Linked DNA regions of Homo sapiens: region 1 is linked to region 2. Evidence: read pairs that join two places in POLR2A ChIA-PET (ENCODE). Cell type or tissue: B cell. All regions are shown on one strand. Links, peaks and the distances in the headings refer to the core of each region. The heading gives the core; the rest is flanking DNA.

Region 1 (8,281 bases), core at 2,027-6,026, 130 kb before region 2:
ACATGCAAGATCCTCATTGAAACCAGAGGGTCGGAGCAAGGAGAGAAGAGTGACCGTGTGTCCATCAAGGACAATCAGAAAGACCGCACGTTCACTGTGACCATGGAGGGGCTCAGGCGAGATGACGCAGATGTTTACTGGTGTGGGATTGAAAGAAGAGGACCTGACCTTGGGACTCAAGTGAAAGTGATCGTTGACCCAGGTAAGAACTTTCTCATCTACACAAGGAGGCCCTGGAGCTCAGGGCTGGGAAAGTCAGTGCTCTTACCTGCTCCCCTCCAAGGCTGAAAGGGAATGATGGTGAGCCTAAGAGAGAGAGAGAGAGAGACAGACAGACAGACAGGCAGACAAACTGACTGGGAAGGAGGTGACAGAAACTAAGGGAGAGTGGTGGCCAGCATCGCTCTGCTATCTCAGTCCCTGAGGTCTCTCCAAGGAATCCAGGTGGGGCTTGGGATGGGGGTGGGAATGGGGACCTCAGCTTTGGTGACTGGTGGCCCAGCCCTGCTCATGACATGGCAGAGAAGGAACCTAGAGCTGCCCAGGGGGTCCTAGTATTGAGTCCCACTAACTGCACCAACCCAGAGTAGCTCTGGGTGTCTTACAACACCCTCCTCTCTAGGTCCCCAGCCACCTGCTCCGCTACTTTATCTGGCTGTGTAAGATGAGCACGGGGTAAGAAAGCCCCAGGGAGGTGCATGGGTGACAGTGGACGCTTTAAAGCAAAAGGATGGCTTCCATCACGGGCAACGTCAGGGACCACTCTGGGTGCCCTGGCTTCTCCTCCATGCCTTGGACTCTACTGATAGACTCTGGGGTCATCCTGCTGCTGTTGCTGGAGTCTGGGAAGCAGCCCCCAACCCCCACTTCCACCCGCACACCCCTACTCAGTACTTCATCAGCTCAGTGTCCACTCGGGTCCATTTGGTGGTGATGTGGAAATAGACAATGCCGGCTTTAGAACAAGCCTGTGTACTGTTGGGGTTGGGACCAAAGAGGCACATGGACACAGTGGCTGCAGCTGAGTAAAGAGGAGTCCAGAAAGGGTCAAGCAAGACTTCCCCAGGGCTGCCAAGTAGGGGAAACCCAGAATATCTATGGGGGCAGAGAGGGGATTGAGCAAGACATGCAGGCGGTACAAAGAGACAAAAAACAGTGGCCAGTGTGGAGCTTTAGGGAGAGAGATGTTCCGGAGTCTTGGGTGGGGGATCTACAGGGGTACCAGCCTGTAAAACGATCAGGGGCTCCATAGGAACTGTTGTGATTGGAATTACCTGCAGCTCAGACAGGAGCCCACCTAGTGTGGCCAAAGCCTGGGACTTTTTTGTTTTGTTTTGTTTTATTTTGTTTTGTTTGTTTTTTGAGACAGGGTTTCAGTCTGTAGCCCAGGCTGGAGTGCAGTGGGGTGAACTTGACTCACTGCAGCCTCGACCTCCTGGGCTCAATCAATCCTTCCACTTCAGCTTCCTGAGTAGCTGGGACTACAGGGGCACATGACCACGCCTGGTTCATTTTGTATTTTTTGTAGAGATGGGATTTCACCATGTTGCCCAGGCTGGTTTCAAACTCCTGGCCTCAAGCGATCTGCCTCCCTTGGTCTTCCAAAGTGCTGGGATTACAGGCGTGAACCACCGTGCCTGGACAGCCTGGGACCTTTGAGAAAAATTTGCTGGGGCCGAGGACTGAAATAAAAGATCACTGTTGGGTCATGGATACTCAGTGCTGGGCTGGGCTCAGGGCCCCCCTGACCAGACTGCCCCCAACAAATTGCCTATATGGTTGCTCCTAAAAATGTTCCGTTTCTCATAGTCGATGTTCTCTAGTTAACTGGAGTGTGCCCTTTTCTTCATGAGCCTTCTGGAGTCCCCTTTCCCTTTTTCTGGACTACCCCAATTTCTGGACAGCCCATTTCCAGAATCTTCTCTCCTTAAGCCCTGCTCAGGCACCACTCCAGTGGAAAAGACCAGAAATTTATTTCCCCATCCAATAGTCCCACTTGCAGGATAGGTGGAAAGAAAGTATGAAAAAACCTCTCTCTCCCAGAATAAACTACAGTGTTTACTCCTGTTTAATTTTTAATTTTTCTTGCCACATCTGAACATGATGAGGAAAAATGTCTGTGTGTTGAGATTGAAGTGACTCAGTAGAAGCATGAGGGGCTGTAGCAGGAGAGAAAAATCCTCCTACTCCAGGGAAAAGGGTCTTCTGGTGAGGGCTGGCAGGGTCGCGTGGCTTTGTGACCCATGCATGAGCTCCCAACTGTGCTAATAACCCATGGCTGACTTTGCCTGTGTCTAGAGGGAGCGGCTTCCACAACAGCAAGCTCACCTACCAACAGCAATATGGCAGTGTTCATCGGCTCCCACAAGAGGTGAGTCATGTGGTTCTTTCTCCTGCCCCTACCTGGGGTCCCTCCTAAGGGGAAGCCAAGCCTGGGAACTCCTGCCTGTCACCAAATGCCAGCACCTGTTCTAGCCAGAGTCAAGGCCCCAAGCCCACCCTCCATCTCTCTCCTGCCCCCATCACTGCAATCCACCATCTCCCCACTCTAGCTCTCACCAGAAAACCGCTCTGCAGAACTCTTCTCAGTGAGCATCATTCTCCCAGTCAATCAGTCAACCTTGCATTGGTGGCCTAATGGGTGCCAGGGGGAGATAAGATACCACCCTCTGTGGTGCAAGACATCAAGGGACACAGAACAGGAAGGGTGATTTACCAGCCTGGAGCTAGCATTAGCAGGAACAGAGGCAGGAAACACAACCTGTATTTGGTGACCTCTGGCGCTTCTGTTGAGCTGAGATGTACTTTGGGCAAAGAGGGTCCCAGAAGGTGATGTTAGAAAGGAAGATGGGCCCCGTGCAAAACCAGCCAAGGTGACTGTTGGAGGACCCCTTGAGGTTGAACCAAGGAGGAGGTTTACAGGAATCTTCAGAGTGGGGCTGCCCGGCCCAGGGTCACAGGCTTTGGCTGGTGGCTCACAGGGTCAGGGGATGGGAGTGACATGGCCTGGGGATGCCCAGGGCTCTGACCACTGCATCCCCTTCCCCAGGAACCACTACATGCTCCTGGTATTTGTGAAGGTGCCCATCTTGCTCATCTTGGTCACTGCCATCCTCTGGTTGAAGGGGTCTCAGAGGGTCCCTGAGGAGCCAGGGGAACAGCCTATCTACATGAACTTCTCCGAACCTCTGACTAAAGACATGGCCACTTAGAGAGATGGATCTGCAGAGCCTTCCTGCCCTGGCCACGTTTCCAGAAGAGACTCGGGCTGTGGAAGGAACATCTACGAGTCCTCGGGATGCAGTGACTGAGATAGGGGCCCTGGGCCTCCGCCCTGGCCTTGGAGCTGGTGGGCACCTCCCTGTTCTGCACAGCTCAGGGACTTAGCCAGGTCCTCTCCTGAGCCACCATCACCTCCTGGGGTGCCAGCACCTGTTCTCTTGGTCAGGAGCTGTAGAGATGGAGCTCAAGCACTGGACGACTCTGTCCCCACTGCTGGAATAACTCGGGCACAGAGCATGGGACCAAAGTACAGAAAGAGGTTGGGGGAGACCCCCCCAGCCCTAGACTTCCATCATTCCGGAGACCAACTCAACACCGTCTTTGCCTGAGAACCTGATATATCCGTGTTTTTAAATTTTTTTTTTTCTAGCAAAGTTGGGTTTTAATGACTTATGTTCATAGGAAACCTCTCTGATCCCACACACAAGGAGGGTGATTCTGGGATGAGTTCCTGGTTCTAGGGCATGAGGGGCTGGATGGACCCTGTCCCCAGGGAGGACATGGCTCTGAGTCCACAGGGCTGAGGAGGCAATGGGAACCTCCCTGGCCCGGCCCGGTGCTTGTCCTCCCCCTCCCACCTCTTCCTCCTCCTAGCTCCCCAAGCTCCCTGCCTATTCCCCCACCTCCGAGGGGCTGCAGCTTGGGAGCCTCCTCAGCATGACAGCTTGGGTCTCCTCCCCAAAAGAGCCTGTCAGGCCTCAAGAACCACCTCCAGGTGGGGAGGGCAGTAACGAAAACCATCGCAGGAAATGGCACCCTCCCTTTTCGGTGATGTTGAAATCATGTTACTAATGAAAACTGTCCTAGGGAAGTGGTTCTGTCTCCTCACAGGCTTCACCCACGGCGATGAGGCCCTTGAATGTGGTCACTTTGTGCTGTATGGTTGAGGGACCCTCACACCAAAGGGACCTTCCCATGTGAGATGTGCTCCCGCCCCCACCTGCCCACAAGCAAACACACCACACATGTTCGGCATGTTGCCCTTTGAACACCCATGAGGACGCCTCCAACCTGCTCTTGGTTCTAATAGGGAGTACTGACTGTCAGCAGTGGATAAAGGAGAGGGGACCCTCTGGTCCCTAGCATGGCACCCAGAGCCTCCCCTCTTCTTGTCCTTCAGCCAAAGAGAAACTTTCTCTGACTTTGAACTGAATTTAGGTCTCTGGCCAATGATGGGCCTGAAAATTCCATAATGGCCAGAGAGGAGAGTTCGAGCCCGGCTAAGATCCCCTGAGTCATTCTGTGAGGGACCAAGACCCACAGTCCACCAGCCCCAGGGCCCTACCTCCTGGAATGCTTTCCTGGATCCAGCTTCCCGAAGATCCGACCAGACCCAGGGAGGACGGCACCGCTCCGCGGGAGGGAAAGCCAAAGCATGGTGCTTCACCAGCTGGACTCAGGGGCGAGGGGACATGGGCGCTTGTCAACGTGATGTCATTCTTTTCCCACCGTTTCTTCCTGTTGATATTCAATGAATCCGTCAATCTCTCTGGAGCTAGTGTGGCTGGGTTGTTATTCTCGTGGCTCTGTTAAGGAGAATCCACTGGAGTAAAGTAGGCATCTATTGTCTGTCTGCCCAACTACCACCCACCGCGCACGCCCTTACACCACCACCCCTTGTACACATCTCTAGGAATACCCCTTGGGGTTCCAACACAAGCTGACAAGCAAGGCTTGCCTAATACGCCCATTCTCTGGGGTAGGGAGAAAGACGGAAGTCAATAAATGAGTCACTAGTGCTGGCATTGCATTTTCCAGCAAATATGTTTCCATTGGGAGCTTGGAGCCAAAGCCGTCATGCCCTTAAATAGCCACAGACCATGAGGATTCGGCATATGCTGATTTTCACACTTAATGGAACCAAAAGTTAGTGAGGCCGGGCATGGTGGCTCCCGCCTGTAATCCCAGACCTTTGGGAGGCTGAGGCAGGTGGATCACCTGAGGTCAGGAGTTCAAGACCAGCCTGGCCAACATGGCAAAACTGCTGTCTCTACTAAAAATACAGCAATTAGCTGGGTGTGGTGGTGTACACCTGTAGTCCCAGCTACTCAGGAGGCTGAGGCAGGAGGATCACTTGAACCCGGGAAGTGGAGGTTGCAGTGAGACGAGATGGTGCCATTGCACTTCAGCCTGGGTGACAGAGGACAGAGCGAAACTCTGTCTCAAAAAAAAAAAAAAAGTTAGTGGGCAGGTGTGGATCTTGCTCTTTTAAGAAAAAAGCACAGCTTTTCCTTCCCCATGAGGCCCTTCCCACAGGCCTTTACTTCTGAACAACTGCATAGCCACAGAGGAAGTTCAGAGCCGAGGGCAGCTGGCTAGGGGCAGTAAAGAGATAGCAGCGGGAAGGGCCCTCACCAGAGAGGCAGACATGGGTTCCTTCTTCTTCCCCTTTTTAAAAATTGTGGTAAAAAATGAACAAACAAAAAACACCTAACATGAAATCTGCCCTCTTAACAAACTCTTAGGTGTGTGGTAAAATATGATTAATTATATGCACATTGTTGTACAGCAGAGTTCTAGAACTTTCTCACCTTGCATGACTAAATCATGCCCATTGAGTAGCAACTCTCCCTCCCACTCCTCCACCAGCCCCCGGCTGCCACTATTTTACTTTTTGCTTCTATGAGTGTGACTAGTTTAGTTACCTCATGTAACCAGAACCATGCAGCCTTTAACCTGTGACTGTCTTATTTTAGTTAGCATAATGTCCTCAAGATGCATCCATGTTGTTGAATACGGCAGGATTTCCTTCTTTGTTAAGGCTGAATAAAATTATATTCCATTGTAAGATAAAGAATACGTGGCACATATACATAATGGAATACTGTTTAGATGTAAGAAAGAACAAAATTCGACTGGGCGCGGTGGCTCACGCCTGTAATCCCAGCACTTTGGGAGGCCGAGGCAGGCGGATCACGAGATCAAGAGATCAAGACCATCCTGGCCAACATGGTGAAACCCTGTCTCTACTAAAAATGCAAAAATTAGCTGGGCCTGTTAGTGTGTGCCTGTAGTCCCAGCTACTCAGGAGGCTGAGGCAGGAGAATCGCTTGAACCCAGGAGGTGGAGGTTGCAGTGAGCCAAGATCCTGCCACTGCACTTCAGCCTGGCGACAGAGCAAGACACCGTTTAAAAAAAAAAAAAAGAACAAAATTCTATCATTTGTGGCAACATGGATGAGCTTGGAGGACGTTATGTGAATGAAATAAGTCAGGCCCAGAAAGAGAAATACTGCATGTTCTCAAGTTGATCTCAAGACATAGAGAATAGAACAGTGGTTATTAGAGGTGGGGCAGTGTGTTGGGGGTTAGGGGATAGCCAGAGATTTGTTAACAGATACAAAAGTACAGCTGCATAGGCAGAATAAATCCTCGTGTGCTATAGCACTAGGGGATGTCTATAATTGTCAACAACTTATTGTATATTTTCAAATAGCTAGAAGAGTAGATTTTGAATGTTTCCAACACAAAAGTGAGGTGATGGATATGCTGATTACCCTTATTTGATCATTACACATTATATACATGTATCAAAATATCACAATGTGCCCCATAAATGTCTGATTATGTGTCAATTAAAAATAGTAATAATTTTTAAAAGAAAATAAATAGAAGAAAAAACTGTGTTCTCAGCCTACTTTCAAGCACACTATAAAATATTTTGTTCTCATCCCCCACTAAAATATTATTCCATTGTGTATTAGCCTGTTTTCACACTGCCGATAAACACATACCCAAGACTGGGCAATTTACAAAAGAAAGAGGTTTATTGGACTTACAGTTCCACATGGCTGGGGAGGCCTTACAATCATGGTGGAAGGCAAGGAGGAGCAAGTCACATCTTACATGGATGGCAGCAGGCAAAGAGAGAGAGCTTCTGCAGGGAGACTCCCGTTTATAAAACCATCAGATCTCATGAGACCCATTCACTACCACCAGAACAGCACGGGGAAGCCCTGCCCTCATGATTCAGTCATCTCCCACCAGGTCCCTCCTACAACATGTGGGAATTATGGGAGCTACACGATGAGATTTGGGTGGGGACACAGAGCCAAACCGCATCACATTGTATGTACATATCACACTTTCTTTATCCATTCATCCATTGATGGACGTTTAGGCTGTTTCCATCTCTTGGTTATTGTGAATAATGCTGCTTCCAATGAACATAGGCATGCAGATAGCACTTTGCAATCCTGTTTTCAGTTTTTCTGGATAAATACCCAGAAGTGGGACTTCTGGATCATATGATAGTTCTATTTTTAATTTTTTGAGTAACCTCAATACTATTTCCCATAATAGCAGCTACACCATTTTACCTCCCCACCAATAGTGCACAAGGGTTCTAGTGTCTCCACATTCTCACCAGCATTTGTTGTTTTCTGTTGTTTTATACATGTTGTTTCTATACATATATATATACACATTCTCACCAGCATTTGTTGTTTCTGTTGTTTTATACATGTTTTTATACACACATATATACACACACACAATGGCTATTCTAACAGGTGTGAAGTGATATCCCATTGTGGTTTTGATTTGCATTTTCCTGATAATGAGTGGTGTTGAGCATCTTTTCATGTATTTATTGGCTATTTGTAGATTTCTTCTGGAGAAATGTCAAGTCCTTTGCCCATTTAATCGGGCCTTTTTTTTTTTTATTGTTTTAGGAGTTCTGTCTATATTTGGGATATAATTCCTTATCAGATATGTAATTTGCAAATATTTTATCCCATTGTGTGAGTTGCCTTTTTACTCTGTTGATATTGTCATTTGGTGCACAAATTTTGAAATTTTAGCCAGACATGGTGGTTTGCACCTGTAATCCTGGCTACTCAGGAGGCAGAGGTGAGAGGATCACTTGGACTCAGGAGTTTGAGGCTGTGGTGCGCCATGATCATGCCAGTAAATAGCCACTGCATTTCAGCCTGGGCAGCATAGCAAAACCCCCATCTCTTAAAAAAAAAAAGATATGAGTCAAAAACACATAATTTAAA
Region 2 (8,281 bases), core at 1,695-5,694:
GGGAGTCTGCAGCCTGTTATTTCCTGACTCAAACAAAAAGTAAATTTGCACTGGAAATTGCTGAGGCAGAGTCATCCTGGAGCTCCTTGAAGGATGGGGACTTGTAATTTTCTAACTTCCAGGGCCTCTGACCCCTGGTTGCTGGGCTTTTCCATCTGTGAGCTTCATTGAAGACCCTGGGGCCTAGTCTAGGCTCAAACACCATCCACAGTCAAAGCTCCCCTGCCTGCTCTGCTGGGGCCGGCAATCCCGAGCTGGACTTCAGAAGTGGACAGGGAGAGAGGTTTGCTGTATCTGGGACCCCATTTCAGTTCCATCCAGGTGTCCCATGCTGCTGTGTCAGAGGGAAGATGAGCCACTGCTGATCTTTACCCCAGCCCTGACCAGAGACCAACACCGTTGCGGCAGGTGGCATCCCAGGTGGTGGGCAGGCAGTGTGGGGCCACCTTCCTGAAGCCAGCTTCTCAGAGTCTCTCAATGCCACATTACCAAGCAGAGTTTTCAATAACTGTAGCTAGGGATGCTCTCCTCCCCCCAGTTCTTCAGTCTCTCTGGGGGAAAAACACAAAAAGTTGAGGTTGTCCCTGGGGCCACCACGAAATGCTTAATTGCTTTCTGAGAGAATTGTCACCTCTTTCTGCTTTCCTCCCCCTCTCCACTGCTCTTCTCTCCTCTCCTCCGACCACTGGAGGCTCTTGCTGGGGGAGCTGGGGCTGAAGACATGAGCTCCCTGACTGTGTCCCAAGGGAACCGGGAGCATGTGCTGACTCGCAGTCTGCGTCTCCAAATATATTGCTGCACCACCTTTGCTGAAAAAAAGAACCCTATGTTTTGGGGGAATAAATGTTCTTTTTGCTGTGAGCCAGGCACTCTTTGACAGCAGATGGATGATGGCCCAGGCCAGCTGAGTCAGCCAGACTTTGGAGCAAGCAGTGTGAACCAAGACAGGGATGGGAGCCAGCCGAGGAAAGTGAGGTACAGGGATATTTGAAGGTTTTCATCCTGGGAGTTTAGTCAGCACCTTGTGCAACTTGATTTACACTGGGGGCCAAAGAGGGATGTGTATTATGAAGGGTAAGCTAAAAAGCAGTCACAGATAGACTCCCAAATGTATAATAGCTCAAATACCTTAGGAATTTATTTCTTAGTCACATAACAGACCAAGACGAGCGTTCCTGATTGGTCAGTGGCTTTCCTCCACGTGGTGATTCAGGGACCCAGGCTCCTTCCATCTCAGGGCTCTCCCCTTCCCCAGGGTCTCGTTGGTACCTATATCCAGCTGGCAAAGAGGAGGGAAGTGATGGAGGAAGCACACCTGCTTCTGATGCCTTGGCTCAGAGGGGCTGCACAGCTTTTCTGCTCACATTCTACTGGTAGGAATTTGTCACGTGGACACACCCAGTTGCAAAGGCAGCTGGGAAATGTAGTCTCTGCTCTTAGTGACAATACTGTGCTATGAAAGGGGTGTGCAGATTTTGGTAGACAGCTAACCATCTCTGCCACACGTCCTAAATCAAGCCATTTAGGTCACAAGACCGGGAGAGAGAGCAAGTCATTTTGAGTTTCTGTTTTTGAGACAGGGTCTCACTCTGTCACCCAGGCGGGAGTGCAGTGGCATGATCATAGTGCACTGTAGCCTCAACTTCTTGTGCTCAAGCCACCCTTCCACCTCAGCCTCCCAAGAGCTGGGACTACAGGTGCATGCCACCAGGACCAGCTAATTTATTTTTATATTTTGTAGAGACAGGGTCTCCCTATGTTGCCCAGGTTCGTCTCAAACTCCTAGGCTCAAGCTATCCACCCGCCTTGGCATCCCAAAATGCTGGGATTACACGCACGAGCCACCGCGCCTGGCCACTCTGGGTCTTTAATTAGGGAGTCCTGCCTGAGTAACTTGCTAAAAAGGATTTTCCTTTTGCCAAGGATTGGAAGATCCAACAGCATCAGAACTGGGCAGAAATACAGGGGAAAATTAACAGAGAAGAAAACTAATAAGAAACCTGGATAATGATAATAAGAAGCTGTGCGATTCCCCTGCAATTGGTTTATCTGTACATAGTTCATGCCCAAACTTCCCAGCCTGAGCACAGAAGCTTGGGCCTCTGGCAGAAACCGTGCGAGCAAAGATGTGGACGGTTCTCTGTGGAGGAGGGGCACAGCCAGAGTGCAGGGTGAGGCTGCAATTTCAAGGCTGTGGGAGAAATCAGAAGGCCTCATTTGCCTCCTCCCCTGGGATCAACATCCATGCCCTGGAACCTTCACTGTGCAGGCACCTGTATTAGGTATTATTTCTGCATAACAAATTGCCACAAATTTAGCAGCCATTTATTTGCTCACGGTTCTGTAGGTTAGCCATCTGGGGCAGGCTTCACTGGATCTCTGCTTAGGATGTCAGGAAGCCAAAATCAAGGTGTTGGTCAGCCTGGGCTCTCATCCAGAGGCTCTAGGGAGGAATCGACTTCCAGGTTCACTTAGGTTGTTGACAGAACCCACTTCCTTGTGGTTGCAGGACTGAGGTTCCTGTTTTCTTGCTGGCCGTTGGCTGGGCGTCTCTCTGAGCTCCTTGGGGCTGTTCACAAGTCCTTTCCATGTAATGCTTCCTGCATCTTTAAAGCCAGTGAACGTGCATCCCATTCTTCTTGTGCTTAGAATCTCTCTGACTTCCCTTCTGCTATTGGAGAAACTCTCTGCTTTTAATAAGCTCGTGGGATTAGATCCAGCCCACTCAGATAACTGACCTACTTGGAGATCAACTGATTGGTAATGTTAATTACACTGCAGATCCCTTCTGCCATATAATATAATATCATCAAGGGAGTAACACACCCAGGGACAGAGATTGTGAAGCCATCTAAGAATTCTGATTCCCATAATGTCCAAAGCTGTGGGTCTGGGACCCAGAATGGCCTACATTGAAGCTAAAAAGACTTTTGCTTTCTGGCCAAAGAGTTGCCCCACTTGGTTGCACCCAACCATGGTGAGGTAATTGCTGGGCCTGGTCCCAGCTCTTCCCATATACACAGGAGATCTAGAGACAGAGAGGAAATGGCCCCTCCCCCTGAAAGCTCCTTTCTCTTGTCAAAAGACAAAATTACAACAAATTTAAAGATCTTAATTGGCTTTTACTTGGATTCTAGAATTGGGCAATATCTCACCTTACACTATAGAATGAGTGTTCGGATTGAGCTGAGCAGTAGAGGTTGGCTTTGAAAGCAGAAACAGAACAAACATCAGATTTCAAAGTTATTTTCCTTGTAAGATTAAAGCAGAGGGGACTTCCTTATCATGCTGGCTAAAACTGGCCTGTTTGGGGATCTGGCTATTATCCCTCACTCTCCTGATGTCTCAGAATGTCAGATAAACAACTTAGTGTCAGCTGGGTGACGCAGAACTTCAGCATGAATGATTCCATTTCGGTTTGGTCTGCTGGGCCTCGTGCAGGAGCTCAGCCCAAGCCAATGGCTTCCTGTACATTTCATCAAACACCCTCAGAGCCCCATGGAGACCGTACATCCTGAAGAGGGGGCTCAAGACTGTGCGGAGCACTCTGAACCCAAAAGAAATACAGCCTGGTGGCCAGTGCGGTGTCTCTCACCTGGAATCCCAGCACTTTGGGAGCCCAAGAGTTCGAGGCCAGCCTGGGCAACATAGTGAGACCCCAAGTTGCTACCAAAATTTAAAAATTCGCCAGGTGCGGGGGCGTGTGCCTGGAGTCCCAGCTATTCAGGAGGCTGAGGTGGGATGTGGAGGCTGCAGTGAGCTGTGGTCGTGTCACTGTGCTCCATCCAGCCTGGGTGACAAAGTGAGACCCTAGCTCAAAAAATAAAAATAAAAATAAAAACAGAAAGAAAGGAAGAGAAAGAAAGAAAGAGGAGGGAAGAAAATAAGGAGAAAAAGAAAAAAAACAAAAAAAAAAAAGCAAAGAAAATAAGGAGAGAAGAAAGGAAGGAAGGAAGAAAGGAAGGGGAGAAAGAAAGAAAGGAATGAAAGAAGGAAGGAAGAGAGAAGGAAAGGAAGAGAAAGAAAAAGAAAGAGGAAGGAAGGAAGAAAATGAGAGGAGAGAGAGAAAGGAAGGAAGGAGAGAAAGAAAGAAACAAAGAAAGAAAGGAATTAAGGAAGGAAGAGAGGAGGAAAGAAAGAAAGAAAAAAAGAAAAAGAAGGGAAGGAAAGAGAAAGAAGAAGGGAAGGAAAAAGAAAAAGAAGGGAAGGAAAGAAGGAAGGAAGAAAGAGAGAGGAAGGAAGGAGGTAAGGAAGGGGGAGAGGAAGAGGGAGAGAAAGAGAAAGGAAGGAAAGAAGGAAGGAAGGAAGGAACAGAGAAGGAAAGGAAGAGAGAAAGAAAGAAAAGGGAAGGAGGAAGAAAATAAGAAGAGAAGAGAGACGAAGGAAGGAGAGAAAGAAAGAAAGAAAGAAAGGAAGGAATGAAGGAAGGAAGAGAGAAGGAAAGAAAGAAGAAGGGAAGGAAAAAGTAAAAGAAGGGAAGGAAAGAAGGAAGGAAGAAAGAGAGAAAGGAAGGAAGGAGGTAAGGAAGGGGGAGAGAAAGAGAGAGAAAGAGAAAGGAAGGAAAGAAGGAAGGAAGGAAGGAAGGACGGGATAAATACAGCCTGCCTGGTCCCACTACCAGGGATCTCACCCACTAATGGCCCCAACCTGCCTCCCTGATACTCCCCCACCCTCAAACTCTGGTCTCATGCCCTGAAGACAGCCTTGGAGTTCTCCAATCTCCCACCTGCTTGCCTCCCCACTCCCCCCATACCCCCTCTTAGGGAAGGGCAGGCCTGGGCACAGTGACTTCAGGACTTGGCTCTTCCTGGGCATTCCCGGGCTCACCTCCTGGCCACCCAGATGGTGCCCAGCCCAGAGAGGCAGCTCCTGGCCTGTCCCCCGCAGATAGCCTGATATTGGGCAGGGTAGGGCAGGGCAAAGAGGAGGGGGAGGACCCTGCTCACGGGGCATCCCACAACCATCTCTCAACCTGGCCTCTTGCCTGGCTGTGGGCATCCAGATTCCTTGAGAGTCTGCCCTTAACGCGTTTCCAGGGCTTTGCTTAACGTGCTTCTAGCTCCCTTCAATGCTATTATTTGTAGCAAGGCCAAGCGGGAGCCTCCTCTCCCCTCACCCAGGCCCCTCTCCCCTACAGTTACACAAGAATGTAGGCACCTGCAGCGAAAACCACCAAAAGCGTTTTCTTAGCTGCAGGGCCTCGCCCTGGGGCCCCACTGAGCAGAACAACCATTTGCGCAGCTCCCTTCTCCTTCTGGCTCATGAGCTGATATCTCAGACTCAACCTTGGCATTCCCCTTCCTTGTCGAGTTTCAGGTCCTGGAAGATTTGAAAAGGGCCCTCCTCTTTGCAGTCAAACAACTTAATTCGAAACTCCCATGCAAAGTCAACTACTTGGTCTTGTGGCCTTTTCTTCCCTCTGGGATAGCAAGAGGCATGGCAGGACTGTCTGCAGGAACAAGGGGTGTGAGTGGTCAGAGAGCCCGGGGAGCCAAGATTCCGTGGGGCCCAGAAACTGCGGTGTCAGCTGGACAGGATTTAGCACAGCAAGGGCAGTAAGACTGGTGTGGCTGGATGTGTCTGCCCTTTCGAAGCCAAAGGAAGGTATCCGATTGACCAGAGCCTGGAGGAGAGAGCCTGGGAACTGCTGCTAGAACCTCAGAGAGGCAACAGAGGGTTCTGGACCTGGCTCCCTCTCCTCCCAGTAAGGACCATAAGCACTGTAGATGCTAGGATGAAACCAAGGTGCCTTTTGCCAAATTTGAGTTGTTACCAACCAAGCAGCTCTGTCAGGGAAGCATTTTGTCTCGCAACTCCTTCGTTTTTGCATGTTTTCATCCCATTTCCTCTAAACCTTCTGGCTTCTAAACCACTAAGGCCCCCTTTCTCCCAGGGACTCCATCTTCACATCTTCAAACCTCTACTGTTGGCTGGGTGCGGTGGCTCACGCCTGTAATCCCAGCACTTTGGGAGGCCGAGGCGGGTGGACCATGAGGTCAGGTGTTTGAGACCAGCCTGGACAACACAGTGAAACTCCTTCTCTACTAAAAATACAAAAAATTAGCCAGGGGTGGTGGCAGGTGCCTGTAATTCCAGCTACTTGGGAGGCTGAGGCAGGAGAATCGCTTGAACCTGGGAAGAGGAGGTTGCAGTGAGCTGAGATCACGTCGCGCCATTGCACTCCAGCCTGGGTGACAGTGCGAGACTCCGTTTCAAACAAAACAAAACAAAAAAACCCTCTACTGTTTTCCTCTCTCCTTCTGCTCCTGCCCAGCCCAGGTTGCATTCCTTTCCCTTTAGCTTTCAGGGCCCAAGCCTTCTGCTGGCCTCCTTTCTGGAGAAAAGAAGGAAGAGAGGAGGCTGAGGACATGAAGCTGAGACGCCTGCAGGCTGCATGCGGAGACCCTCGTGTTGCCATCTCCTGCAGCAGCAGCGCAGAGTCAGAAGGGCCACCTACTGAGGTGGGGGCGGTGAGGGGCCAACTCCCCTCCCTGGCTCATGCTCCTCCTGTATAATATTTTGTGGTTGATGGGATGGTCCCAGGCTCTGAGACTGAAGTCTTTATTGGGTTGTGACCACACCCCTTGTGGATGGCCTGGGGATTTTCAGCCCAAAGCTGAGCCAAGCCCTTGGAAAAATCAACACGCACACCTGTTTCTCACAGATAGTCTTTTTTTCTTTGTAGGTGTGGCTCTTCCATCTTGAGGTCATAGAGGAACTGAGGCAGGAGGGAGAGGGACCAGAATGCCACAGGGATCACCCAGCCAGCCCGCTCGTATAGCGGCCACTTTTCAAGAGTGATTTCTTCGGCTTCTTTCCTTCCACAGGCCCGAGAAACCACCCACACTCCCCTGATCGGCTGGAACCCAGGGGAGCCGGCCTTAATCCTGGCCTCCCTGGGGCTCAAAAGAATCTGGATCACAACAGGTAGGGTTAGATTACTTGGGCCAGCGCCTCACTTCGCAGATGTAGAAACTGGGGCTTAGGGAGGGGCCTAGGGCCATGAGGCCAGTCCGGGACATGGTGGGACAGGCAGCCTGGACACCTGGCCCCCCAGGTCCACCTGACCTCCCCAGCCACCGCTGTTTCCCTGGGGTACCGTTCTTACACCATAAATCCCTTTCACTGTGTAGCCCTATAATATGGTCAAGGGAGTAACTCTGGGGACAGGGATGGAGTCCATGGGACGGGCTTAGAATTCTGCCTTCCGTAGTGCCTGAGGCTCCTGACCCTCCCCACCTGGTTGGATCCCCAGGCGGCTCCTGGGAGGAAGTGCCCTTCCCCACCATTGACTGCCCCTCCTCTCAGTGAGATCCGACAGCCGTCCCCAGTATGTTAATTATAACAATGTAACCCCGTGGGGTGCAGGCTCCCCCGACTCTCACCCTTCCAAACCAACGCCAGGTCCCTCCTGGCCAAGCTGGCCCAGACCCACAAGTCTCTCAGCCAGTGGTTCCAGGCTCCAACCAAGGACCTGGGATTCTTGCAGGATGCCAGAGAAGAGGTGGCCAAGAGAACCCAGCGGCGTCGTTCTCATTACAGGGGCCTCCTCAGCGAAGACCCCTCACTCTCTTCTGGCTTTCCTCTCTGGTTTCCTCACTGACGTCATAAAAATTTGTATTCATTCATTCAATAAATACTTATTGAGAACATGCCCAAAGTACTGGGGTAATTAAGAGTGGGAGACAAGGAGGCAAAAATGAGTCAGCTGTGAACTTTGCCTGCGGAAGGCTGAGACCGGCAGATTCCTGTCCAGGTTCTGAAACTTACTAGTTCTGTGACCTTAGCTACGTCAGCTCACTTTTCTGATTCCCAGTTTACTTGTCTGAAAAACTAGGATGATAATCACAGATTGCTGGTGAGAGACTGACTCTACAAATGGCCAGCGGCCAGACCAGACATAAAAATAGATCTCTGACCCACAATCTGCAGCAACCAGCCCAGGAAGCCCCGCCATCCTCTACAACGACCAGCCCAGGAAGCCAGCCTGCTGTCTGCTAGCTACAAGTCATACTTGCGGAAGTCAGGCGATCAGTTCTAATGACTGGTCCAAGAAGTCAACCAATTGACTCCACTTGGCCAGGACTTGATTTGTAATCGACAGTTTCCCTAATTCTCATCCCTGCTTCCAATTTATCCCCATTTCCAAGAAAAAGCCAAATATGGGCTGGATGCAGGGGCTCACACCTATGATCCCAGCACTTTGGGAGGCTAATGCGGGTGGATCTCTTGAGCCCAGGAATTTGAGACCAGCCTGGGCAATGTAGTGAGACCCCATCTC

What was found. Peaks named below come from ENCODE experiments on the same cell type or tissue, not always from the same donor. Only the 100,000 strongest peaks of a DNase experiment are listed, where the experiment ranks them.
Region 1: POLR2A ChIA-PET joins it to region 2 with 8 read pairs; 4 of 35 experiments call an interaction of 5 or more read pairs at or near these places.

The regions. Positions count from the first base shown.
Region 1 is chr17:74,517,669-74,525,949 of GRCh38, reverse strand. CD300LB (CD300 molecule like family member b) reads left to right here. Exons shown (of 4, transcript NM_174892.4): 2 at 1-202; 3 at 2,299-2,371; 4 at 3,050-4,776. The coding sequence ends at 3,212. It overlaps LOC107985074 (a long non-coding RNA gene), which reads right to left and starts at 4,919. Exons shown (of 3, transcript XR_007065902.1): 1 at 4,568-4,919. RefSeq lists an enhancer at 4,125-4,184. In B cell, for the core only: no CTCF peak of the experiment used is centred there; DNase peaks (open chromatin) are centred at 4,109 and 5,589; H3K27ac peaks cover 925 bases.
Region 2 is chr17:74,386,166-74,394,446 of GRCh38, reverse strand. No RefSeq gene overlaps it. Among named protein-coding and RNA genes, the nearest start is that of GPR142, 23 kb to the right of the region's middle. RefSeq lists enhancers at 1-304, 6,787-7,681. In B cell, for the core only: CTCF peaks have their summits at 3,982 and 4,186; no DNase peak of the experiment used is centred there.